6 separate regions of the Mus musculus genome follow, and regions 2, 3, 4, 5 and 6 are each linked to region 1. Evidence: chromatin loops called from intact Hi-C (ENCODE). Cell type or tissue: left cerebral cortex. All regions are shown on one strand. Region 1 holds the start of Foxo1 (forkhead box O1). Region 2 has its middle 3.1 kb from the start of Gm30292. Region 3 has its middle 6.3 kb from the start of Gm30173. Region 4 has its middle 66 kb from the start of Gm38537. Region 5 overlaps Gm30235 (a long non-coding RNA gene). Region 6 overlaps Foxo1 (forkhead box O1).

Region 1 (4,000 bases):
AACCTCCACTGGTAGGGATGCCACAGTCCACACTGAGTCACCTGTCCTCTCCCTCCCACCGGAAAGGTAAACAAAGGCCTTAAACACCTAATTTATAAGTCTCCAATCCTCCTTCGAGGCAAAAAGGTCTTCCGTAATTCCCCAAGTGAGCACTTAAGACTTCCACCAAATACTCACTTCAGGGCTCCCAGACTTGCCCGGTCGTGGGTAGCTGCATGCTTTACGGTAAATCACTCCCCAACACTCACGCATAATCTGGTCACACACAGCAGCCTCTCGGCTTTCAATTAAATGCATACCTCCCCAAGCCAGCCCAACTGTGGAAGCCTTTCTCTGAGTGCAAAAAGTGTGGCCTCCCAGCCTGGAGGCACTGGCCCTTTAAAGGTTCTAGCTTCCTGTACACCCGGTCCCTCCCTCCTCGCCTGCTCCCGCCCCGGCCAAGGGTCACACTTGAACTTTAGATTGCCCAGAGCCTAAAAGCCTTGGCCACCCACTTGCGCGCGTCCGAAACCGTACCCAGTGAGTGGGAACGCTCGACCACCTGCTCAGTGCCCAGGCCACTTTGGTTAAAACCAAATTTGCCCCGGCCTCCGCAACTTTCTGCAACCGCTGGCCCGCACACGGCTCAGCCAGCTGCGCGTTTGGCTATCCCAAAAGCTGCGGGAGCCCCGCGCCTGCGTGCGCGCGCGTGGGGGTGGGGGATGTCTCCAGTGCGCCCCGCACCTCCGCGGTCGGGTCCCGGGGAAACCTTGGCGGCCGAGGGTCGGGAGAGTGGGTGCGCGTGTGGGTGGAGGAGTCGCCCGACCCCCTCGCAGGAGGTCTGGAGTGTCAAATGGAGAGGGACCTTGGAAGCGAACCCCTCGCTCCAACAACTAAGCTAACTTTCACGCCTGCTCTGCCATTTCACTTAAGTTCCCAAACGAGCCCTGCCCGGGTCTCTCTAGAAGTCCCTCGCCTGCACCTGGTCCAAATTTGGCTCTGGGTCTCCGGGAAGCCCCCGCCACACCTGCCATTTCTCGCCCCGCTCTCTCCGTGCGCCCATCATTTCCGGGCCCCGAACACCCACACTGCCGACCCTCCGCCGGCCCCAACACATCCCCACCCCACCCCCCAGGGCCGCCCAGAGGCCGTTCACCTTCCAGCCCGCCGAGCTGTTGCTGTCGCCCTTATCCTTGAAGTAGGGCACGCTCTTCACCATCCACTCGTAGATCTGCGACAGGGTGAGCCTCTTCTCGGCTGAGCTCTCGATGGCCTTGGTGATGAGGTCGGCGTACGACAGGTTGCCCCACGCGTTGCGGCGCGACGAGCTGGTCTTGCGCGGCTGTCCCGCGAGTGGCCCCGCGGCGGCGGCAGCGGAGGGAGGCACGGGTGGGGGCTGCGACAGCGGCCCGGTCGGTGGGGGCTGTGGCGGCGCTGGGTGCACGCAGCCCGCCTCGGGGCCCTGGAAGTCCCCGCACAGGCCCCTGCTGGCCGCAGCCGCCGCCGCCACGGCCACGCAGCCTGGCGCCCGCGCGAAGTCCTCACTCTCCTCCAGCAGGCTCAGGTTGCTCATAAAGTCGGTGCTGACAGCGGACGCCGAGGCCAGGCTCGCCGCGGCGTCGGGGTTGGCGGCCGCGCCGCCCGACGGCGCCGGACTGGAGGTGGTCGAGTTGGACTGGTTAAACTCCGGCCTGGGCAGCGGCCAGGTACAGGAGCGCTGCCGGGGCAGCGGCTCGAAGTCCGGGTCGGTCTCCACCACCTGGGGCGCTTCGGCCATGGTGCCCCCGCCCCTCCCCCACCAGCAGAGAAGTACCGGGAGACGCGGCCACCGGGGGCGCGGAGCGGGCGACCCGAGTGTCGCTCCGAGATTGGGGGGCCGCGGACGGCGGACGCACGCCGGAGTCAGGCGCGGCGGGGCGCAGCGGACGGACGCGCCCAGAACTTAACTTCGCTGGGTCACCGGTGTCTAAGGAGCCTCCGAGTTCGTGCCTAGGACGGGGCACCGACCAGGCCGCGGAGCCCGGCAGCTCGGGCACCGCGCTCCCGCTGACAAGGGCCGCGGACGCCAAGGCAGACGGGCGGACGCTGCGGGCCGCTCTAGCTCTCCGCGGCCGCGCGACAGCGGCGCTGCTGCCTGTTGAATGTGGCGGCGGCGGGGACTGAAGCGACTCCGCAGACTCCCGTCTTACGGGATCTGCAGCGGGCTCCCCGCCCGCGGCGGCGCGCGCGCCGCCCCGCCCCTGACTGACAGGCTGCGCGGCCAATGGACGCGCGAAGTCTCCGCCGAAGCAGCCAATGAACGCGGGCCTGGGCGGGCGCTGCCTTCCCTCGGGAGGCGGCAGTAGGTTGGTGGGGGGCGGTGGGGTATTTTTCTTTCTCACACACTTTTTTTTTTTTTTCCAATCTCCGTTATTATTTTCTGTAATTCTCAAGTGTTTCTGAGTCTCTGGCGTCTCAGCGATCGGATTGCTAGGAGGCAAACCGGCGTGGAGGCGGCTACCATACTTTTGTTTACTACAGAGTGCAATCGAGTACTCCAGGCAGAGCCCAGACCCTGACTCCCGGGATGGCGCGGGGCCGCTGCGCGCTCCCGGACGCGACGTGGGCGGTGGGGCGCCTCGTGGATTCCACTCAAGCCCGCTCCGCCCACGCGTCTTCGCGCAGCTCTCGGGAAGTCGGTGGGGTTTGTTTTGGAGGAATGTTTTCTTAAGCTGGCATCTGCCCTGGCCGCCCCAGGCGCGCAGATCCTTCGGTGAAGACCCGTCGCTCTGCGGCTCCGGAGTAACCGCTTCCCACCCTACCTGTGCACACCTGCAAGACGAGCCTCTGCGGCTCGGTCCAGCCCCCAGCCTCCACTCATCCTGAACCCCAGAGAGGTGCGGCGCGGGGAGAACACTGTTGCACAAGCACCTAGCTCCAGTAGCGCCTCAGATCCGACGTCTTCTATGGGAACCGCTTTTCTGCCACGGGAATCTCACTTTTTCCTGAGGACCGGTGTGGTGGCTAAAGAGTCAGAGGAGCGCTTAGAGACAACTTTGTCACTTTATTACCCCTAATTAAGTTTAACTGCTTGCTTATTTCTTTTTTATTTAGCATGGAAGCGATGAGGTGTTGAAGTCGCAAAAGGAGATAAGCCCCAAGTGTTGGGGCACAGCTCCGCCCCTCAGTTCTTTAAACTCACAGAGTGAGCTCCCAGACCCGCGTATCTAACACACGTCCGGCGGAGCCAAAGGTAGAAAGACAGTGGTTCTTTTTGCCTTACAGAATAGAAGAAAATGTTCCCTCGCTTGATCCTCTGATTTGCTTTCTTTTTTAAAAAAAAAGAAATATGGGTGGCATTTTCTTTTATTGGCTAGGATGCTTTAGAATTGAAGATGCATATTAGGGCTTTAAATATGTCCAAAAACGCAGCTCCAAATGTCTTGTTGCGGTTGTACTTCGCTCTTCTTTCTTACGTGGAGTTTTTCTATGTAAAATGAGACTCCAAAAGAAAACCAGCCTTCTTACTCCTTCCACTTTGTCTCTAACGTCTCGCTAATCCAGGCCCCTATTCCCCTATTCATAATCCCTTTTTCTGAAACGGCTGCCTACTGATAAAAGTTTTGAGTGGCGATCCTGAACCAGAGGTGCCGAGGACAGTTTGGTTAACTGTCTCTTCACCTTGACTACAAAATTTGGCTTTGACAACCGCTGGGAGACTCGAGTAAATGGATGAGCCTAAGCAGGACCACAAAGAACAACCCTCTGGTGCTCCTTTGTAATCACACTCTGCCGAGGTGGGCCCACAGTCAGACAGCCGCACCCTACAAATAGGCGGAGCACTAGAGGACCATTCTTGGCGATGAAATCCAGCTGTGAATTTGGCCTTCGCCTCATTTCTGTTTCGGTTTCTCAGGGACTGTTGCGATGAGAGCATTTGGTTAAAGGAGTTTTCCTAAAGCTTTCCCCAGATCTTCAAATTCTCTAAGGCCACTGTCCCCAACTGTTTCTATAAGTGTCATAGTATAGGCTAGTGATACAG
Region 2 (4,000 bases), 530 kb before region 1:
TTTGCACATGACAGGGGCTGAGAGAAGGGTCAGGTATGTGGGGAACATCCTGCTTTTACTCCCTGGGTTTTTTTTGGGAGGGGGAGCAGACACGACTCACTCACTGCTTCCAGGCCTCTGAAATATCTGTGTGTTCCAGTGAATGGCTGTCCCTGAGCTGGTGTCTGGGCTACCCTCCGTTTAAGTACAAATCAAAGCACATGGCTCCATGAGGGCCTCCAGGAAGAAGATGAGGGGCCAGGATTGTGAGACCTTCGACTCGGCTTGTCAGGAAGCTGGGACAATGTGGTGTGAGCTGCCTGCAGGCTGTGCCGTGTGCTCTGGGTTCCCAGCTTGTGAGCTGTCACACAGGCTGGAGTGGGCTGTGGTGATGCAGCTGTCTTTGAGTCACTTCCCCTGTAAGGAACCCCTCACCTATATTCCTATAAATAAACCAAATAAAACTCATGGTTCACCAGACTAGAAGTTGGTGGTATCCATCGTTTGATTTGTCATGGATTTCCTATCTGGGGTGAGTAGGCATGCATGTAGTATTCAAGAAGGAAGTTTTCTCACACATCCCTCATTGCCCTGTGCTGATCCTTTTGCATCTCCTCCTAACAGGAAGTGATCAATAAAAGCTACTTAAGTGGGACACACTCACATGTAGGTTCCTGGTGCCTCGATGGATATAACCCTCTTCTAGGCGACTTTGCTGATTTCTGCTTCTTCCAAATAGCTTGGTAGAGTCTTCTTTGCAGCTATTCTTGTCTGAGGGTGCGTCTCAGCTTTTATTGCTTCTTCTTGAAGGAAGGGGCAATAGTGAGCCTTGTCAGTTTCAGGGACTTCCTGAAGCTATTTTGGGTTGTTTACCTTCCTGCTTAAGGAGCTTCCTGCAGAAAGTATGTTTCAGTCTCAGAAGAAACCGTTACACATCAGGGGACAAATGGAATCTGTTTCCTGGTGATCTGGAGACACTTCAAACACTTGGTAGGAAAGAAGTTGTACAATTGGATACCAGAGCCAATGCTATTTTAAAACCCGAAAATATTGCAAACAATGAACATGAGCCTCAAAAGAATCATACGAGCTTATGTAGACACTGCATGCTACATGCTCTGTTTATATAAAATTTCAGAGAAGAGAACAACTCATCCTGTAGAGGGTAGTAGGTAGCAGCAGCTGCTGAGCTCATTTCTGGAACTCCCCACTCCTCCATCTCTCCACCACTACCTGAACTCTCCAGTCTGTACACCACCACATCTGTGTTTGTTCGCCCGGTTTGACAAATCGAGTGATTTTTCTTGTTTCCTCTTAATGTCACCCTCACAGACCACCTTTGGTCCTCCATGCTGAAGACAGCCATGTTTAAAGACCTCATCTTTGTTTCTAAGGCATTTTCAAAGAATGACCTTTGTAATGGCACAATGCTCACTCTGCGAAGTGAGATGACGCTGTACCATGAGCAGTGGCTTCCAACCTCACGGCTCCCTCAGGACATAATGGGTGTTAAGTATGAACACTGCCAGCCATGTATATAGTCAGTCTTGTGGCATCTCCTGGAAGGCACAGGGCATTCTTTGAACACATCTGTATATAGGCGGTGCTGTAGATTTTGCATAGCTGGGTACAAAGTTGCTTTCAATTCATTTTTCTTGACAAAACAAAGACCGGAATTTCCTTGGCAAATCACTTTGCATATAATTGAGTAAAATCTCTTGGTTCCCTGGAAAATATCACTGTATAATAAGCTATTTTATAAAGTTACCTTCAGCTTTCCAATGATGTGCTATTAATCACGTGACAGTGCCGGATCTTCCCAGGTGCTTAAGAGAATCACAGAATTGAACACTGTGGAACTGATCTCAGTTTACAGAGTGGCAAGAAAAGTAGGTCAGCTCTAAAGTTACAAATGTTAAAGAGCCCCAGGTGTCCTTTACTTTGTATCCAACTTTGCAGCCCAACAGCAGCAGATGCAAGAAGGAAACCAAGATCTACAGGTGGTGACTTCCTGTCTGTCTGCTGATCACCACAAGAGGTCTCCTCTCAGTTCAGTTTTTAAAAAGAAGACAAGAACATGGAACTTGAAGTGTGGGTGGTGAAGCTAAGAGGGGTCGGAAAGATAGTAATTTCGTTTTTAGCATTACCAGTGGTCTTATTTGTACAAATTACTCTGGGATATGATTTTTTTAAAAAAAGAACTAAATACAGAGTCTAGGAATGTGTGATTTTAAAATCCTCTCTACCATGGAGTCTGATAAATCACCAGCTGTAGAAATAACAAACCTTGGATTTCCCTGCTCTTGATTGAAACTTTATATTTACACTTACTGTGTGACCTACAGATAGATGCTCATCCTCTCTGAGCCTCAAAGTCCTCATATGTAAGGGAGACAGGAGTAATAATCCTATACAGCTAATGACAGGTCACAGTGTGCTTCCTAGGATAGAGTGCATGTGGGATAAACATTGTCAAGACATCACATAGCCTTGGAAAGATGGAAATACTCACATTGTTCTTTAAGAAGAAATTTGCCCTAGTGATTGAAGGCTGGGCTCCATGGTCAGAGAGATCCAAATTTCAAATTCAGCTCTTTCATCTGTTGCATACTTGTATCTGGAGAAATTACTCAGATTTTTGTCTGTCTAAGTGTTTTTTCCTTATGGGTTAGTAATAGTGCAGTCACATAGCACGTAGTCAGTATATAACGGACTAACACCTATTACTATAAATGCTCTACTGTGTTAATATTTACATTCTACCATCCACGTCCTAACTTTATTGCAACTAAATGACTTTATAGGGTGTTATGAGACCAATACAAATCCGTCATTACAAACGATTTATGAAACTTCTAAAATTTTATTGTGGTATAATGGATACCTCAATGTAGTATACATAACTTATATTCTATACAATAAAAATCTGTAGATCTTAACTCCATACTATCAATAAGTTCTGGCAATGCTTACCTCCCACATAATCCGCATCCTTGTCAAGAAATAGAACGTTCTTCTTCTGCTTAAGAAATTCCCATGGAGTCCCTCCCAGTCAGTCCTATCTCCTCACACCTGGAAGAGCAGCCTCTACCCTGGTTCTGCCACCAGGGATTAGTTTGCCTTTCCCAGGGCTTTTTAGAGTTAGGATCTTAGAGTGTGCGCTCTTTCACGGGAGAGTTCTTTCAGCCAGAATAACAACGCACTTTAATCTCATCCTCATACATGCAGTTTGTTCGTTGTTTCTCTGACGTCACATCATTATTTCACTTCATACACAATGCACTAAAGAAGTATCTTATTTCATCTCTTTAAAAAGATGATAAGCCACTAGCGAAAGATAGATGTCGACAGGTGGCAGAAACAAGAACAAAACTCGATGAAAGTAAAATCTGACCTTTGACTACTATCGCCTCAGTGGGCAAGATGGGCCGGTCTTATTTGGACAGGTCTACTCCCTGAAGGCAGGCATCTGAAAATGAACACTGATAGCAATCAGCAATAAATGTTTTCAAAATGAGAGCATGTTACATTTGAAAGTCTTCCTGGTGGTAAGTACAGGTCTCCTGTAACAGACTTGCACCGTATTATCTCCGAAGAGTCTGCGTGTCAGAAGTTACATAAAAGGAGAGGATCACTTCCGCCCAGAGTCAAGGATCCTCTTGACTCGGTGGTTTTCAGCATGGACAATCTGCAACATTTACAAGTGGCTTTGTGAAAGGACACGAGGATTAGATGATACAGTTTTAATTAACCAACCATCACAAAACACTTAGGGCTAATTCTGCAAAGTATATGCAGTAAGCCACAATGATACCCACAATGCATTGCAGAAAGCGAGGGCGCACAGGAAGAGGTGGCGCCAAGTGCACCTTCCAGTGGGAACTCTTTGACAGCATGCTACTGGAACCTAAGAGCTCAGAAGAAGTCTAATCTCACCCGAGAAGAATTTGACAGGAAACTTTGACATTATAAAGAAACATCTTTGATACAGGGGTTCATTGCCATCAAAGGTGACCCTCAA
Region 3 (4,000 bases), 240 kb before region 1:
AACTTGTCATGAAAATTAAACAAGTTAATAGATGTCTGGTACCCAGAATGGAGCTGCCATACAACAAGAAGTAGCTGAGCCGTGTGGACACTATGCCCCTCCTTAGAAGTGGGAACAAAACACCCATGGAAGGAGTTACAGAAACAAAGTATGGAGCTGAGATGAAAGGATGGACCATGTAGAGACTGCCATATCCAGGGATCCACCCCATAATCAGCTTCCAAATGCTGACACCATTGCATACACTAGCAAGATTTTACTGAAAGGACCCAGATGTAGCTGTCTCTTGTGAGACTATGCCGGGGCCTAGCAAACACAGAAGTGGATGCTCACAGTCAGCTAATGGATGGATCACAGGGCTCCCAATGGAGGAGCTAGAGAAAGTACCCAAGGAGCTAAAGGGAACTTCAACCCTATAGGTGGAACAACATTATGAACTAACCAGTACCCCTGAGCTCTTGACTCTAGCTGCATATGTATCAAAAGATGGCCTAGTCGGCCATCACTGGAAAGAGAGGCCCATTGGACACGCAGACTTTGTGTGCCCCGGTACAGGGGAACGCCAGGGCCAAAGGGGGGGAGTGGGTGGGTAGGGGAGTGGGGGTGGGTGGGTAAGGGGGACTTTTGGTATAGCATTGGAAATGTAAATGAGCTAAATACCTAATAAAAAAAATGAAAAAAAAAAAAAAAAAAAAGAAGTAGCTGAGCCTTGGCAGTGTTCCTTATGCAAGCATTAAAAGTTATTTACATTCATTTTAACGCATTATTTTTAAGCCGTGCTGAAAATGCAACAATCTTTCATCTGCCACTCCTGGAAGATGCCTCTCTCCAGCCAGCCAGCTCCAGCAGACTCTACAGGTTTGTCAACGGGAGTTTTTTAATTGCATAAATAATTCATGAACGCATTCCGGTTGAAAGAGTTAAGCAACATAGAGAGGGAGACTGAAGAGTCCCTTCAAGCTCTTCCCACTGCCTCCCACGGCTGACAGTGTGAGTCCTGCCCGGCCCTTCCACACAGGCATAGCGGCAGACACTCTTCCAAAAAGCCCCATCACTTACGTTCCCTTCCAATAGCTGTACAGCTTGCTGATTCTTCAGATAGTTTGTAGATTTTCAGATCCCTATACAGTAAGCCTGCTTCAAAATGGATATACCACAAAGTGGAGTAACAAATCCCCTATTGATGAGTGCCCCTTCGGTTTCCAGTCTGCCCCCTTTGAAGCCTGCAGGACAATCGGTATCTTTGTGTGAACACATTCACACGGGCAAAGGGCGATTTCTTAGAATAGACTACAGGAAGTAGACTTGTTGGGTCAAACGGTGGGTGCATTTTCTGTTTTGCTAAATACTATCAAGTGGCCTTCCCATTTATACTCCTACCAGCTTGAGGATGGGGAAGGCAGGGGTATTTGTTTTTGTTTTAAAGAGGGGATTCTTTTTAGTTAACGGTTGCTTGTTTGTTTGTTGTGGGTTGTGTTTGGAGAGGTGTTTTGCTTCGTTTTTTTTTTTTTTTTTTTCCTTCAGTGTTGCGGATTAACCTTGGGATCTTAAATATGCTAGGCAGGTGCTCTACCTAAAAGAAAGCTATATCCCCAGCTTTGTTAGTTTCAAGGCCTTACTAAAGATAGCACAGTCTGGACCTTAAGGTCGCCTTCCCTGCTCCTCCAGAGTGCCGGGGTTGCAGGTGTGGCCACCACACCCAGTTTAAAAGGTGTGTTCTCAGGCTGTTCGACAGAGAATTACCATGGCTTTTTCCTGGCAACTAGAAATAGCAGCTCATTCTTCCTTATTGGAGAGGGAACATCAGTCTCCTTCCACCCCCGTCCTGTCCCAAAGCAGAGAGGGAGGGGAAGAAAGAGAAGGAAAAACTATAACGGGAAAATGTCCCCAAATGTCTTGATTTAGACTGTTACTCATACTAAGGTATAAAACACAGCCTCCTCCTCTGCAGCCACAACAAATGTTGCTAAACCTGCTTATAAGCTGCTCTTTTCTTATTCAGCGCCTCTGCTTCTTCGCTTAATCTTCATAATTCTGAGCTTCACGCTATTATTATATTCTTGGAGGGATAAAGCAAATTAGCTGCAGAACTACATTACCCAGCCTGCACTGCAGGAAGCAGCAGCCAGTAAGCTGTAAACAGGAGCTGAGAAGCGAAGGCTTCTGGGAAAGACTATAAAGGCAGGCTCACCTGGGCGAAGAGACCATTTGCTTGTCTCTCCCATCCTTCTACCTGAAATTGGGGGTGTTTTTAAACATATTTAAGGTCACCCTTAGAGCATAATGATGATCCCGCTGGGAACTGTGTTAATTCTTCAGTTACCGGAAGTTGGATGCTAACCAAGGAGGGCAAGAGGCAGCACTATCTGCCCACCTGTTTATAAATGCACTGATATTTAAACAGCTTATTGACCAAACACGTCTGGTACGTACAGAGCAGTCCTATTTGAGTAAAGATGTGATGGGCGGGGCTCTCGCTGTCACATGTACTTAAGAAGTGATCTCTACAACGGAAGCCAAGCACCAAATATGCTGTGCAAGATGAAGCCTCAGTCCCCAAGGAGGGAACCTAATTTCCTTTGAAGAATTCCATTGTGTTGGAACCCAATCCGTTGCTGGCTTGTCTTTTCCAATGTTTTGTAAACTGTGACTAGGGAAATAAAAAGACTTCATTTTACAAACACGGAAAAGCCCTATATCATCCTAAACAGCCACAAGTCCCATTGGCTGGTCCACTTGCACCTCTGCACCTCTCTCCAAAGGTGGCCTGGACACATTTTCTATTAATTGACATTAAAACCAAGTTAACTTTGGAAGCAGCCATAGCACTGGGCTCCAACGGACAACCTTTAGCCACTGTTAAGCAACTAAAAGTCCAGATGCAAATTGAAATCCCCTCCCGGATTTCATCTGGATTCAAAAGAGCCGAAATTGGAATTCTGCACCTATTCTAAGACAGGTGGAGGAAACGTTTTCTATGAGGTGGTCCAAAGCGGTTCTGTTGATAGCGGTTCGGAAACGGAAACAAACTTCCTGACAACAGGGAAATCATCCCAAACACTGTGATACAGGGACGGTGAAGGTCCGTCAGTGAGTGGGTGCTGGTCAAACAAGCATGGAGACTTCAATTCAATCCTCAGCACCCATGTAAAAGCCAGAGCACCTATAACCCCAGCGCTGAAGATGCAGAGACAGGAGGATCCTGATGCTGGCTGGTCTAGCCTAGAGGATAAGGTCTCAGTCAATGAGAGACTCTGCTTTAAAGGAAATGTTCAGTGGTCTTAAGGATGACTCCTGAGCACTCATGTGCGCGCGTGTGAACACACACACACACCCTCTAAGGGTAATTCAGAAATCCAATTATAGAACTGTTGTAGCTGCTATAAACTTGTAGACAATTTTTTCTATGACTTTGTAAATATACTTTAAATTTTCTAAAGTAAGCATTATTTTATAGTCAGAAAAATATGAATATTGATGTTATTTATACATATCTATTCATGTGTATGTTTTTATTATATATTAGAAATAAGTGAAAGGTAAGACAATAAGAAAAAGTTCCAGATATGTCTAGAACTTCAAGTACATAACTGATCCTAGATTTTTTTTTCATCTTCATTGCTGGGGGGTGGGGGGTCAAAGCCAGGAGCTCACAGATGTTAGGTGAGCTCCCCAGGACTCTGCTTCATGTTGGGTGACCCTTCAGTTCACTGCTTAAAGATCACCTCAGTTTGGTTAATTTAGTAATGGTTATATTGGTTTCCCTTGAGCTTTCTATGCATTATCTGTCCCCACTATGTGCCCTTTTATGCTGTCAACAGTACAAGAACAAGCATCACAGCTGATTTCCAGTTTCTAGGATGCCGGTGGCCAAAGCTGCAGGCTCCCATGTCTCTTCCTTTCCTTCCCTCTTCAACACACACTTCCCTCCTGCCTACTTGGCATCACTCCCCACCTATGCCCCATACCTCTCCCTTCCATCCCCAGGGACAAGGTATCC
Region 4 (4,000 bases), 130 kb before region 1:
ATTGGCTTTCTGCTTAATGAGCACGCGCACTGATGGGAGCCTTTTTGCCAGGTCAGTCTTTCCTGAGGTAACGTGGCAGGCCAGAGGTGCAGAGGGTCCTCCGTCTTGTATTCATGATGAGGACATTTTAGGTTTAACTAGATTGGATCTCCTGGATGGAGAATCCCATGGAAAATTACCCAACTTTATTCTAGGAACCCAAGGTCAAGGTGCCCCAGCTAATTTATCTTAGCTTCTGTTAAACTGCTTGCTTGTGCAAAACCTCCCCTGTAGCTAAGAGAGAGAGCAGGATGTAGTTTTTGCCTTAAAAAACCCCTTACCCTAAATACTTGGAGCTACATGTGGACCCTGCGTAACTGAGTTTAGTACCCGCCAGACTTTCGATTCACTAGAGTCTGAGTGGTCTTCCCATTACAATAGAATGCACAGAAGAAAAAAAAAATCATTGGTAAGATTTTAATTTTTGTTGTTGTTGTTAATTTATCTCAACAAAAGTTCACTGGGACTCGATTTAAAAAGTTTGCCAGAGACAAGGAATGGCCTGGCTCTCTGTCACTGTGTTACCATGGGGCTGGCTGTTACTGCAATCCCATGGGGCTGACACTGTCATTGTACTGCCATACCAGCCCAAATGCTCTGTGTTTCTAGAAGCAGAAATGGTATTTGGCATTTTGATTGGCAACCCTAGTTGGGCTATTACCTGTGATGTCTGGGATGGGCTCTGTTCACATAAGCATCAGATAATCTTCCGACCATCTATCTACCTATTAATCTGCCTATCTATCTATCTATCTATCTATCTATCTATCTATCTATCTATCTATCTGTTGTTCAAGACAGGATTCTCACTATGTAGCTCTGTTTGCCCTGGAACTCACTGTAACATGGAACAGCCAGCCTATCTATCTATCTATCTATCTATCTGTTGTTTAAGACAGGATTCTCACTATATAGCTCTGTTTGCCCTGGAACTCACTGTAACCTAGAACAGCCTCGGAACTCACAGAGACCCCTGCCTCTGTCTCCTGAGTGCTGGGATTAAAGGTGCCACACCTGTGCTTGGCTTTTTCAAAGAGCCTCACTTTTAAAGTTTTGTGAACGTCCAGAAATGAAACTTTAGAAAAACGTTTTGAGGCCAGTAAATTCCAAGGCCATCTTCGATTCTGTCTGGTCCCGAGGACTCATTTCTATGTCCTGGGATATTTATGATTTTGCATCAAACAGGATAACTAAAGTAAAACAGAAATAGAAAAAGTTTCAGTGCCCTGCCTACAGCTTCTAAAAGTTAACTATTTGGCAATGCTTCCCAGTCCTTAAACGCTATTCCCGAGGAGAGCGAACACTTCTAGCACCTCCCTCGCCCATTCTGGCGTTCTGCCCCTCCCAAGCCACCTGGCCCCAGTTCCTGACGCCCACCCAAGTGGTCCTGCCTCAAGGGTCATCCAGCTGAGCTCCCACTGTGCCTGTGAGCCTCTTCCAGGGATGTCCCCACTGAGGCGTGTGAACAAATGCCCTGTACAGACTCCCAGGCACAGGCAGAGCAAAGCAAGACAGCTTTGAGGCATCTGCCAAGGAGGGCGAAGGCCGGCTTTGAAAGCACTTCTCCGAGAGTTTGCCAACTCGTGGGACTTGGCAAGCCCAGACAACAGCGCTAAGGCAGAGAAAGCCCCTGGATCGGCCTCCCAGGAGGGCTCCACGCCCACCCCCACCCCCTTCTCTTTTCACCAGACCCAAGAGATGCAGGCCTGGTGAGGGAGCCGGTGGGCTCAGGCCTGATGAACGGAGGCTACCTCTCAGCGGCCCCATCCCCACCCCATCACGGCTGCCGCCCTCAATCGGGAAGCACGCCTCTCTCCTGCTAGCTAATGGCTGAGAAAAGGGCAGCGGTTTTCCAAGTTTGTGGGGCACGCAGGAGTGGCCAGGCAAGGACTGAGATCAGACAGAGGTGACAGAAGTATGAAAAGGAAGCAGTAAAAATCCGCCAGCCACAGGCGACGCCCTCTCTGCTCTGGGCGACAGTCAGGCCCGTGATTCAGCGCGAATAAAGAGCCCATAGGGGGAGTCTGGTTGGGAGTTGAGTGCGCCAAACTTTGTCATAACTCAGATTCTTCATCTGTGAAAGAGGCATGAAAGACTTGCGCCCTTGGGAGCCACTCGGTAAAGTCTCCTCGTTTAATCAATTCACAAATTGCAAATCTAAATCCTAAATGCCCAATCCACTGGTCTGCAGTAATGGACGAATAAGGACAGGCTGTTTGTTTTCCCTGCCCTGCTCTCCAAGGCCCCAGACTCACAGCGGGCAGGACGTTCTTCCTGTGGCTGCCAGAAAGAGTGCAGAGGGCAGTGTTATTCAAGGTCATTTGCAAGAGGCGAGGACCTACCTGCCACAAAGGGTCCTTGAGAAAATGCAAATGGCCTAGGATTTAAGGCAGGACTCCCACTGGGAAGAGCAACCCGGGGCACCTGGAAAATTTAAAAGTAGAAAAGAAAGCCTGTAGCCTGCAGAGGTAGGTCGGGGGCAGAACTGTCAGCCCTGGATTATTCTAGCCCCATCAACGCTAAAAAAAAAAAAAAAAAAAAATTGAAAATTAAGCACCAGGTCACTCTAGAGGGCAGAGTGAGGATTTAAAGTGTTTCTGGCCTATAGGGAAAGACACACCCTCCAGGTGGCAGAACTACCATACACCCTCAAGGCAGTTAAGAAGGGAACCATTCCAGTCAGGACTCCCAAGAGGGGCTGGGGGCAGAAGTCAGCTCTCTGTCGACCTGCTCTGGGCACCCTTACCTCCCCTGGGTGATTCTGAGTGCAACTGCTGGTTCGTGTCAAAATCTGACCGGAGGCCACGCACAGGTGCAGGAGCACAGGAAGGCATCCTCGGAAGGAAGCCGCCTTGCCTGATTTAGCTAGATTTTTGTTTTTCCTTTGTGGCTTTGAAGTGGCAGTTTCTAGGGAAACCTCGACACCCTCTGAAGGGGTAGGGGGGGTGGTGCGTTGGAAGGTGGGGGGGGGGGGGCGACTAAGGACTGCAGGACATCTCCGAACTGAGGCCACAAGGCTATCAGATAAGCCCAGGCCTGGGGCAAGTTAAGAGCCAATCTGTTGACACTGGAGATGAGAGCAGCACTCCTGTCCTCTGATCTGGCAGCCAGCAGAGTGGCCAGACCAACACACGCCTGACTGATGCCTGAAGATGCCGAGGAAGGGCTGAGGGGACAGAAGACCAAGCAACTGACTTCTCTTAGGAGGCTTCCCAGAGGGCTTCCTGGAAGAGGTGGCTCTTGTGTTTGTTACTGAATGAAGGGTCGGATTTCCATAGCTAGGGAAGGCAGGTAGAGGGGAAAACAGAAGCCCAAACCGACAGTAATAAGAACAAACCCATGGCTAGATTATAGGGTGAGAGGCTTGGGGGAGGGGGGGGGCGAGCATCCCAGCCAGTTTCAAGATGTTGAAAATGAGGACGAGGACAATTCTGAGGGAGAGAAGAGCATTCCTAATTCTGTCTGTACGTTAACTCAGGCCACACTGCAGAGACAGGCAGTGTTTGGAATCCTCTAGAAGACCTGACTGAGTGAGAGAAGAAGCTGAAGCACGGAGTCTGAGCCAGTGGTATGAGGGTAGGGAAAAGGTGACCCAGGTTATAGATCAGACAGGCTGGGCACCGGAAGTAAAACTATGCACCTGTGACAACAAAAAACAAACAGAACTGGCATGGGGAGTAAGGAGGGTGTTGTTGAATTTGGTGAATTTGGGGGAAGAAACAAGTTTGAGCTACAAACTCAGTTCTGGAGAGCGGCTAATGAATTAAGTAACCAGCTGATGCTGTCAAAGCTAAGACCAATTGCTAGTGACCCAGGTTGCTGCCTACGGGACTCTGCCTAGATTGGTGGTTGCAGCAGTCATTAGGTGAGTCCTCAGACACTGGAGTATGTCATGTTAACAACACAAGGGCTTCACTCTGTTTTGCATCAGCACCTCCAGACTGACAACGGTTGACGTTAC
Region 5 (4,000 bases), 440 kb before region 1:
TCAAACGTACACATTTGCTAAGCTTACATTCACTTCTCAATGAAAGGAGTTGTTGAAGCTTGCATGGGAAGGGCCCGAGATCTGACTAATTGTTCTCCAGATGGAAGTGTCATTTTGGGGGCGCTTTGGAGCTATAAGGAGGAAGGACATAGCTGAAGGAAGGTCACTCGTGGCAGGCACCTTTGACCCTGAGTCCGTGTACTGCTGTCTGTCTACAGAACCGTAGCAAGACTAGCTCTCTGTGATGAGGCTCCAACACTGAGCTGTTGTGCTCAATGGCATAGATCTAAGCAACGACAGACCGGACCTTCTGAAAACCATGAGCCACCCATTCTTAATGTGGCCTCAATAACAACAAAATACTGCTAATAATGGCTATAACAATAATAAGTCAATGCACCTAGAACAAACAGGTTGGTTATACTGTTTAGCACTTACCTGGCTTGCAAGTCTATAGCCCTTGTACAAATGTTTCCACAAGGAATTGTTTGCTGTCCCTAAGTGCGTTTACATACAAAACAATTATGGAGATATAAATTGTTTTGTTGGTGGTAATAAGTATTCTGTGAAGATGACCCTAGAATCTCATTTAATCACGCAGTATTTTGAAATGTTTACAGGTCATACAATCTAATTACTTCTGTCTTCAAACCAAACAAAAACTTTCGCACTGCTTACACCACAATGACAATAGCACAATGTTCTTCTATAATAGAGAATGTTTGAAAAGACCCAAACTGAATAGAAAAGAGAAATAGTTATAAGATCCATAGCCATATTAGTTAGCTATTGCTGTACTAGCAAGTCACCCCCCAAAATTCTTTTAATTAAAAAGTAAACCCTTTTTTTTTAATGCAATTTATACAATAGCTAGAGGTCCAGCTTCTGGTCTCGGCTGTACTCTTTTATCCAACCGTGGAAGCTGGTATAACTGGGCTCTGATTGGTTCAGGAGGTATACATCCAAAGATTGCAAAACTGAGGCTTCACCCTACTAGAAGGCTCAATTGGATTTTTTTTTTCTCATCATGGTAATCTGCCTGTATCAGGGTTCCAAGGAGTAGATAAATACGTAAGACTTGGTGATGCACAGGCTTGGAATGGAGGCTTTCATGTCTGTTATATCCTGTTGGCCAAAAACAATGGCAGCCATCTTCTAGGTGCTGGAAAATCATCTTCACACCCTCATGAGAGCAGCTGCAAAATCCCATGCAGAGGATGTGTGTGGGCAGGCTGTGGGTGTTGAAAGCAGTTTCTCAGTCCGCCACCATGGTACATTTATTGGACAGATTGTATTCCAACCATTACAAAAGGAAGCCCATGTAGCAAGTTAGGAGATTAAACAACAAAACAAACCAAAAAAATATGGCATTAACTTTTATAACAAGCAAATAAACATTTAGAAGAAAGCACAGACGATAGTTGCATAAGATGGAGAAAAAGCCTTGGTTTTAGCTGCTTTTTGTAAAGTATTCTGACTTTACTGAAAAATCCACACCTCTTACTCTGACTGCATGTGATGTAATTCGTATTTTATACCTTCAGTTGGATTTGGCTGATGTATTTAATGAAGAAATTATGAAGAGAAAGAACAAATGGACTATTTAAAGAAAAAAAAATTGGACAAAACAATTCAACCCCAAAATTCCATGCCAGAAATTCAACTGACAGGGAGAATATAATGTGACAGAATGTGCTTGCTATTTCCAGGGAAACGGAGTTAAAGAGAGCTTTTAGAGGATAAAGCAAAAAGCTTTTGGCTGTTACAGTACTTTCCACAGGAGTAAAAACTTTCATTGTGTGACTAAATCAATGGAGATTATTTCCTCAGTCAGAATTGCCTTTGTCTGCACGTGTTCTTTGCACGTATCTATTTTTGTTTCTGACTCAGTAGCCAGGTCCTGAAGTGAGTGATTCAATGGAAGGTGATGCTGAACTTTGTATGGAAGTTACTACATAGAGCCTTTGACTGTTTCCAAGGTCATTCACTGACCAGCAAGACACAATGAAGTCAGCATTGTGGGCTGACTTCATCTTCCCAAGCTACGGTCCTACTAAATCTATCAGCGAGCTGTGGTTCTAACAGACTTCTCCAACATGCAGTTTATTTAGGGTTACTTTCAATATAGGATTCACCTGCAGCAGCCTCCTTAGCAAGCAAACCACAGCAGCTTATGCAGTCACATGTAAACGAGTGCTAGCGATGTGAAAGGCACAACTCTTCTGGAAGAACACTAGACATTGGAATTGTGGAGATCCAGACTATATGGCAACTTGTGTCCTGAGAGAAATCAGCCCAATGGGCAGTAAGACCACTTACACATTCTCCTGTCCCAAGATTAGTTGCAGAGAAGTTGCTACCAATGTCTGCAAGTATCCACACCACTATTCTGTGGTGCCCTGGCAATTTTCTTTCTTCCTGCAAATAGCAGAGGGCAGATAGCAGGAAGGCCCACCCCACCTTCCACATCGCCTCCACCCCAGGAGAATGTATAGATCTAGCATAGGAAAGAATCATAGTTCATCAGACAGGGTAACCTCAGCTTCCCCTGTTCCAACTTATATTTAGTGCTACTAGTCCAGGGCACATCCTAATAGCTACCAGTCCATTGCTCAGTCCTACCCTACCCTGTAATCTATCCCTTCACCTTGCAGTTTTGTCCTGGAATGCTTTCTTCTTAGACTTTAGCAAAAGGGGTACTCGGTCTTTTGTCTCATCACTTACAACTTGTTTATAGTTCAAAGAGCAAGTCCTTCCTGAGATTTAGTGGTCACAGTGTAATGTCTCATGAAAGTTGACTCTGGGCAGAAATCTAACAGAAGGAGACGTGACTCAAAGCTACTCACAGGACTGAAGCAAGCCAGGGGGCAAGGAATTGGGTGTTTCAAAAGGACAACCATGCTTAAGGGTCTCAGGTGACTTACTCTGTGGAGGTGGGAATCCTGAAGAGATGAGACACACTGGAGTTGAGCAACATTTCCTAAAGCATGTATGTAGATCACACAGGGACTTTTGTGGGTATCAGCATCATTCAGGACAGAGAAGAAATGCAAATATGGTTTCCAGTTTTGCCTTGTGAAGTATTGTCAAGTATTGTTATGTGTACACAATCATATATTGTAAACAGCAGGTTTAACCTGAATTCACTGACATGCATCAATCAACTTCCCAGGATGCCTTCCCATACCACCCTCTGCCTATGGATTATTGCATCATGATGGTGGAACAGTAAATTAGTCTTACAGACAAGGTCAGCACTCTCAGTGCCCTAAACTACCTTAGTTAGGCATCTGGTCGACCCTGTTATTGTACACATGGATTGAGCCACAGAAGGGAGGAATTCTTGCTCTCAACCCTACAGAGCTGGTTTGTGGCTCTGCCAGACCACACCCTGAACCACTCTTATACTTCTTTATACTTTACCCAATTCTACTCCTAGAGACTCAGTCATTAGAATACTTGTGAAGAACAAAATCCAGTTTTATTTCAGTATCTTTGTAAGACTCTTCATATAAAACCTTTTGCAAGCCAGAAAAAAAAAATATCCTTCCCAGCTTGTGCAAAGTACAACTCAGAAAAGACGGGTACCAAAGTTGCATCACTGGAATAAAAGCTTAGCTAGTGTCATGGCTTATCTTCATTGAGACCTTGATGAGTTTGAGAAGCACCTACAAGACCAATAAATCACATATCTGGGTATCTCTATGAGGGCATTTCCAGAAAGACTAACCCCTGAATGTTGATGGTACCCGTCTCTTATGCACAGGGCCCAGATGCAATCAAAGGGAAAAAGTTCACCAGGAAGAACTATCTCCCTCCCTTTCCTCCCTCCCTTCCCTATCTGTTTCTCTGCTTCTTGGCTGCCCCAAGGTGAGCTAATCTATTAAGCCACACTTTTGGTAGCTATGAGGCACCAAAAACTTCTGAAGTCCCCCCTCCTTACATTGTATTTGGTTTGTTGGTTGGTCGTTTGGTTTGTGACAAGTTCTCCATATGTAGC
Region 6 (4,000 bases), 74 kb before region 1:
ACAAAGTGACATTCTCTGTCATTGGGCCCATAGGGTAACATAAAGGGAGATGAAGCAGGATCTATTCCTACTCAGGAACAAAAACCCAAAGCAATACACAGTATCAACTTAGGATCTCAGCTGAAAAGGCAGCGGGGTTTTGAGTGAGTCTGGGGCTAGTTTGAACTATCTAACTCACTCCCAAGATAGATAGATTCCCCCGAAAGTTAGGACTTAAACTTGTTTACACCAGAGTCTTTGTATCAGGCAAATAAAAATGAATATAAAGAAAAGCTATTTTCTTGAGAAAGTTAACTTGCCACAAAATGCAATATTCAAATGTGAGAACATCTCTGCTCTAAGCAAAGCACTAACTTTAGGACACTGTAGAGAGTATGCCGTCCAGAGTGGTAACTAGAGGGGGGCCGGGCTGAAGCAAGCTCCCCTAAGTGAGGTGAGGCCCTTCTGCTCCTACTCAGTGGATGTGCTGATAGGATACTACAACAAAGCCACCGCAAATGTGTGCAAACTGCAAACCCACAGGAGAATACAAGAGGAAGGCAAGGAACCCCCAGCATGACTTCTGACGTTTGGGGGATCCTGTGGTACAAATCTGGGAATGTGAAGAACACTTAGGCTTCCTGCCCCAGCACAGTTGCTACATATTCACCTGGCAGCTCTGAAGGGGCCTAATGCCCAGTCCAGGGACAGAATTCTGGATGTCTCACAATCCTCAGAGCAGAGCTATGCAGAGCTATGCACCTGGCTTCTCAAATTTTTGGCCTTCTCTGCCAACCTAGTACAAGGCTTAGTTGCCCAAATACTCTGTGACCCCTGTTGGACCACAAAAGGCTCTAACTAGATTTGTGGTCACCCAAGGAGGCAGCCACAGTGCCCACATCCTCATGTTGTTGACGGCGACTGAAGGTGCTTAAAGTGCCAACCGTTCTACCAGATCAGAACAATATACAGGGCCAGACTTCTCTGTGACCCTGAGCACATTAGTGCCTTTTCTCAACAAGAGATGGAAAACAAAGTGAGTGTAATGGTAATCTCACTTAGTAAAAAGAGACAAAAGTCAGACACAGACCTAAGAGAGCTTAGAAACCCTTATTTCAAAATGCATTCTGCACTACATTCCACCCAAGGATTGCAACACAACAGCTATGTGTTAAGTCCTGCTGCCAGGGTGCAGAGTGAGGGCGGATCAGACATGGCCCAACAGGAGCTTTCTGGTTGGATGCCAGGCAGGTATGTGGGTATGTGGCAGTGGTAGTCTCTCCTGAGGCTTCATTCTGTTCTTTCACTTACGATCTATCTCAGCTCTAGGTGTGTTATGAGGTCGTGAACTCCAAACATCTCCCAAAAGGCTAAGGAATACATTTCTTTCACGTTGTATCTCAATTCCATGTATTCTCAAAAACATTCCTTGTCCCCACCTCCCTGTCATCCTACCCCCACCAGAGCTACAGCTCTGGCTACTGTGTCCACCAAAACCAGTGATCAAAATCCCCAATTCCTCCTTAAAAAGCAGCAGCCTGCCTGGGCAAGGCCTGGAAAGCAGCCAGCCCTGTAACTGCATTCTCCAAAGCCACCTACATGCTGGGAGTCTGGGCACCGTATCTTCCATGACAATTTGTTCTTTAAACACAATAGCCACACAGATAAGCTCTGATAGGCCTCTACAAGAGAGGGAGCTTGCTCCGGTCCTGTCACATTTAGTTAATAATACAGAGAGTATAGGAGGCGATCCTTCCAGAGATCAGCTTCCTGACTGCCTGACTAACAGGGGGGGGTACAGCTCTATAAGCCTGAGGCAGTTCTGCCAGACGCCAGGGCTGGGGTGGGGGGCGTTTTCAGCAGGACCAAAGAAGACATAATAACGAAGACTCCTAAAAAGTTTAAAAATAGTTCACTAACTTCAGGGTTAGTATCCACTAAATGCTTGGACGACTTCTGCTTATTGTTGGTTGGGTTTTTGTTTTTGGTTTTTTTTTTTTTTGGACATAGCAATCCTTAACTTATCAAAATATCGCACTACATATTTTTCTGAGGACATTTCAGGTCACTCTGTGTAACAGAGCTGTATACTAACTTTGCCAACAATTACCCACCCACCCCCACAACAGGAAAACGTTTGCTGTGCAGAGCTTGTTACATAAATTCCTGTTTTTCATGCAGCCAGTGGGACACTAAAGAGGAGCAGGCTTGAGGTGCTATGTCCACAATACTCTGCTGGGAGCTGCCTGCAACTGATGGAGCTCTGGGATTTTATACTCTCAGCATTCTCTCCCAGCAAGCATTCTGTGAGGAAACAGACAACCAGTGCTACACACTTATTCAAAGCCTGTGTCTGTACGATACCACTAGAGAAGGGCCAAGGCAACCATCTCTCTGTACCAACCACACTGCCCTCCCTGCTGGCTTTCTGGGCTCAGGGGAGCCGCAGACACATTCCTGATGCTTCTGGATGGCTGAACACTGCAAGCACATGCTAAGGGAGCCTGACACAAGCCAGTTCTGCCAGAAAGGTAGACACAAACCTGGTGTACCCCGATGCTCAACCTGTTCTGCTCCTGAGCACTCTGCTCTATGCCCCTATAGACCAGACTCCAAGTTCCTTAAACACAAGATTAAACTTAAGTTTCTAACCTCAAAGCCTCTAACAGGTGTTCTACACACATGAGCTCAATAAAACTTTGTTGACTGACACCCCAAAAACATTACAGGGAAGATGTGAGGTTTTAGGCATCTCTTAGGCATCTACCATTCATGTTCCACATTAGGACAGCTCATGGTACAGACAGCAGAAAAGGAAATAGGAAGGAAGGAGGACCCAGGCTACCCTCCAGAGGTTCTGTGAAAGGAAGGGAATAGTAAGAGTCATTTGACAAACCAACAGATGACCCCCACAGAGCTTTCTAGGAGCCGTCAACTTCCTCAGCTTCTATGTCAAGGACAGTTCAACATACTCAACAAGGCAGCATGTGTAAAAATGCCCGTCTCCATCAATAGGAATGAAGTTAGTTAATAACACTACTAGGACACCAGCATCTTTAGAATAATAATGTTTTGTACATGTATATAAGATATACATATAAGATAACCAGATTCCAGTGTTCCAACTAGTATAAAGCATTCATGTTATTTATGGGAAATAGCAACTCGTGTCAAGGAAGGGTCTGATGGTTTCTCAACACACACATTGCCTAAATTTACACACTACAGTCAGTTTTCTAGTCCTGGCTGGCCAAAACAGATCTGCTTTAATGACCATAGCTGGGTCTCTCCACTGGGTCGGTTTTGAATGAGATCTACTGTACTGTCCTAGGGTGGGAAATGTCAGGCACATAGAGACACAGGACAGGGTTATTTTGTTCTTTGTTCTTCCAACCAAGATGTTTTTATCCTCCCAGTCAAAAGCAATTATCAGGCAATCACTGAAGTGCAGAATCTATAAATATGCATTTACCTTGAAGTTTTAAATCTCACACAAAAAACTATGTCTAACAATGTGCTATAGAACATACATAATATATCTGAACTGCATGAACAACTTGAAGCCCTATCAAAAAAGGGCATGAGATTTAAAAGCAAAACAAAACATTGGAAACTACTCATCCATCATAGTAGACTTCTAGGAATGCTGAATCTCCAACAAAAATCGGAGGTGAGGACCGAGTCATAAGTTAGTCAAACATAGACTCCGTGCCTGCCTCTCACCACCCCCTAAGCCTGCTGGAAACCCTGCCCTGCCCCTGCTTACTGGTTTCAGTTCCTGTCACCTGCTGGATCTGGTGCTTCCGAGGCATCTCTCTTCATCCTGATTGCCAGGTCCCTGGCTCTCAGAACCCTGGCGTCTGACCTGAACCATACTTTAGCGCTTGAGCTTCTCAGCCGTGCGAAGGCCACTACCTGCTGGCCTGGCCTGGGTCTTTTTACATTTCCTATTTCTTTCTACTTTTCAATTCTAGGTGCACCCTTGGTCTTTCTTTCCATACAGTAATAACCACCAGGCAGC

What was found. Peaks named below come from ENCODE experiments on the same cell type or tissue, not always from the same donor. Only the 100,000 strongest peaks of a DNase experiment are listed, where the experiment ranks them.
Region 2: it touches region 1 in a loop (4-fold over the local background); 8 of 42 quality-filtered maps call a loop at or near these places.
Region 3: a loop joins it to region 1, with 4 times the contacts of the local background. A loop is called at or near these places in 6 of 42 quality-filtered maps.
Region 4: a loop joins it to region 1, with 3 times the contacts of the local background. A loop is called at or near these places in 19 of 42 quality-filtered maps.
Region 5: it touches region 1 in a loop (7-fold over the local background); 2 of 42 quality-filtered maps call a loop at or near these places.
Region 6: a loop joins it to region 1, with 2.2 times the contacts of the local background. A loop is called at or near these places in 13 of 42 quality-filtered maps.

What each region holds. Positions count from the first base shown.
Region 1 is chr3:52,266,558-52,270,557 of GRCm38, reverse strand. Foxo1 (forkhead box O1) reads right to left here and starts at 2,221. Exons shown (of 3, transcript NM_019739.3): 1 at 1,136-2,221. The coding sequence starts at 1,756. In left cerebral cortex, a CTCF peak has its summit at 2,115; DNase peaks (open chromatin) are centred at 1,322, 1,808, 2,288, 2,542 and 1 more place; H3K4me3 peaks cover 3,522 bases; H3K27ac peaks cover 2,054 bases.
Region 2 is chr3:52,798,858-52,802,857 of GRCm38, reverse strand. No RefSeq gene overlaps it. Among named protein-coding and RNA genes, the nearest start is that of Gm30292, 3.1 kb to the right of the region's middle. In left cerebral cortex, a CTCF peak has its summit at 2,002; a DNase peak (open chromatin) is centred at 1,999.
Region 3 is chr3:52,508,698-52,512,697 of GRCm38, reverse strand. No RefSeq gene overlaps it. Among named protein-coding and RNA genes, the nearest start is that of Gm30173, 6.3 kb to the left of the region's middle. In left cerebral cortex, a CTCF peak has its summit at 2,124; DNase peaks (open chromatin) are centred at 1,049 and 2,004; H3K4me3 peaks cover 764 bases; H3K27ac peaks cover 1,310 bases.
Region 4 is chr3:52,399,300-52,403,299 of GRCm38, reverse strand. No RefSeq gene overlaps it. Among named protein-coding and RNA genes, the nearest start is that of Gm38537, 66 kb to the left of the region's middle. In left cerebral cortex, a CTCF peak has its summit at 2,051; DNase peaks (open chromatin) are centred at 1,526, 1,954 and 2,295; H3K4me3 peaks cover 611 bases; H3K27ac peaks cover 976 bases.
Region 5 is chr3:52,704,007-52,708,006 of GRCm38, reverse strand. The region is part of intron 3 of Gm30235 (a long non-coding RNA gene); the gene reads right to left. Among named protein-coding and RNA genes, the nearest start is that of Gm22798, 17 kb to the left of the region's middle. In left cerebral cortex, no CTCF peak of the experiment used is centred here; DNase peaks (open chromatin) are centred at 1,202 and 1,671.
Region 6 is chr3:52,340,589-52,344,588 of GRCm38, reverse strand. All of the region lies in intron 1 of Foxo1 (forkhead box O1), which reads right to left. Among named protein-coding and RNA genes, the nearest start is that of Foxo1, 74 kb to the right of the region's middle. In left cerebral cortex, no CTCF peak of the experiment used is centred here; DNase peaks (open chromatin) are centred at 1,556 and 2,172; H3K27ac peaks cover 727 bases.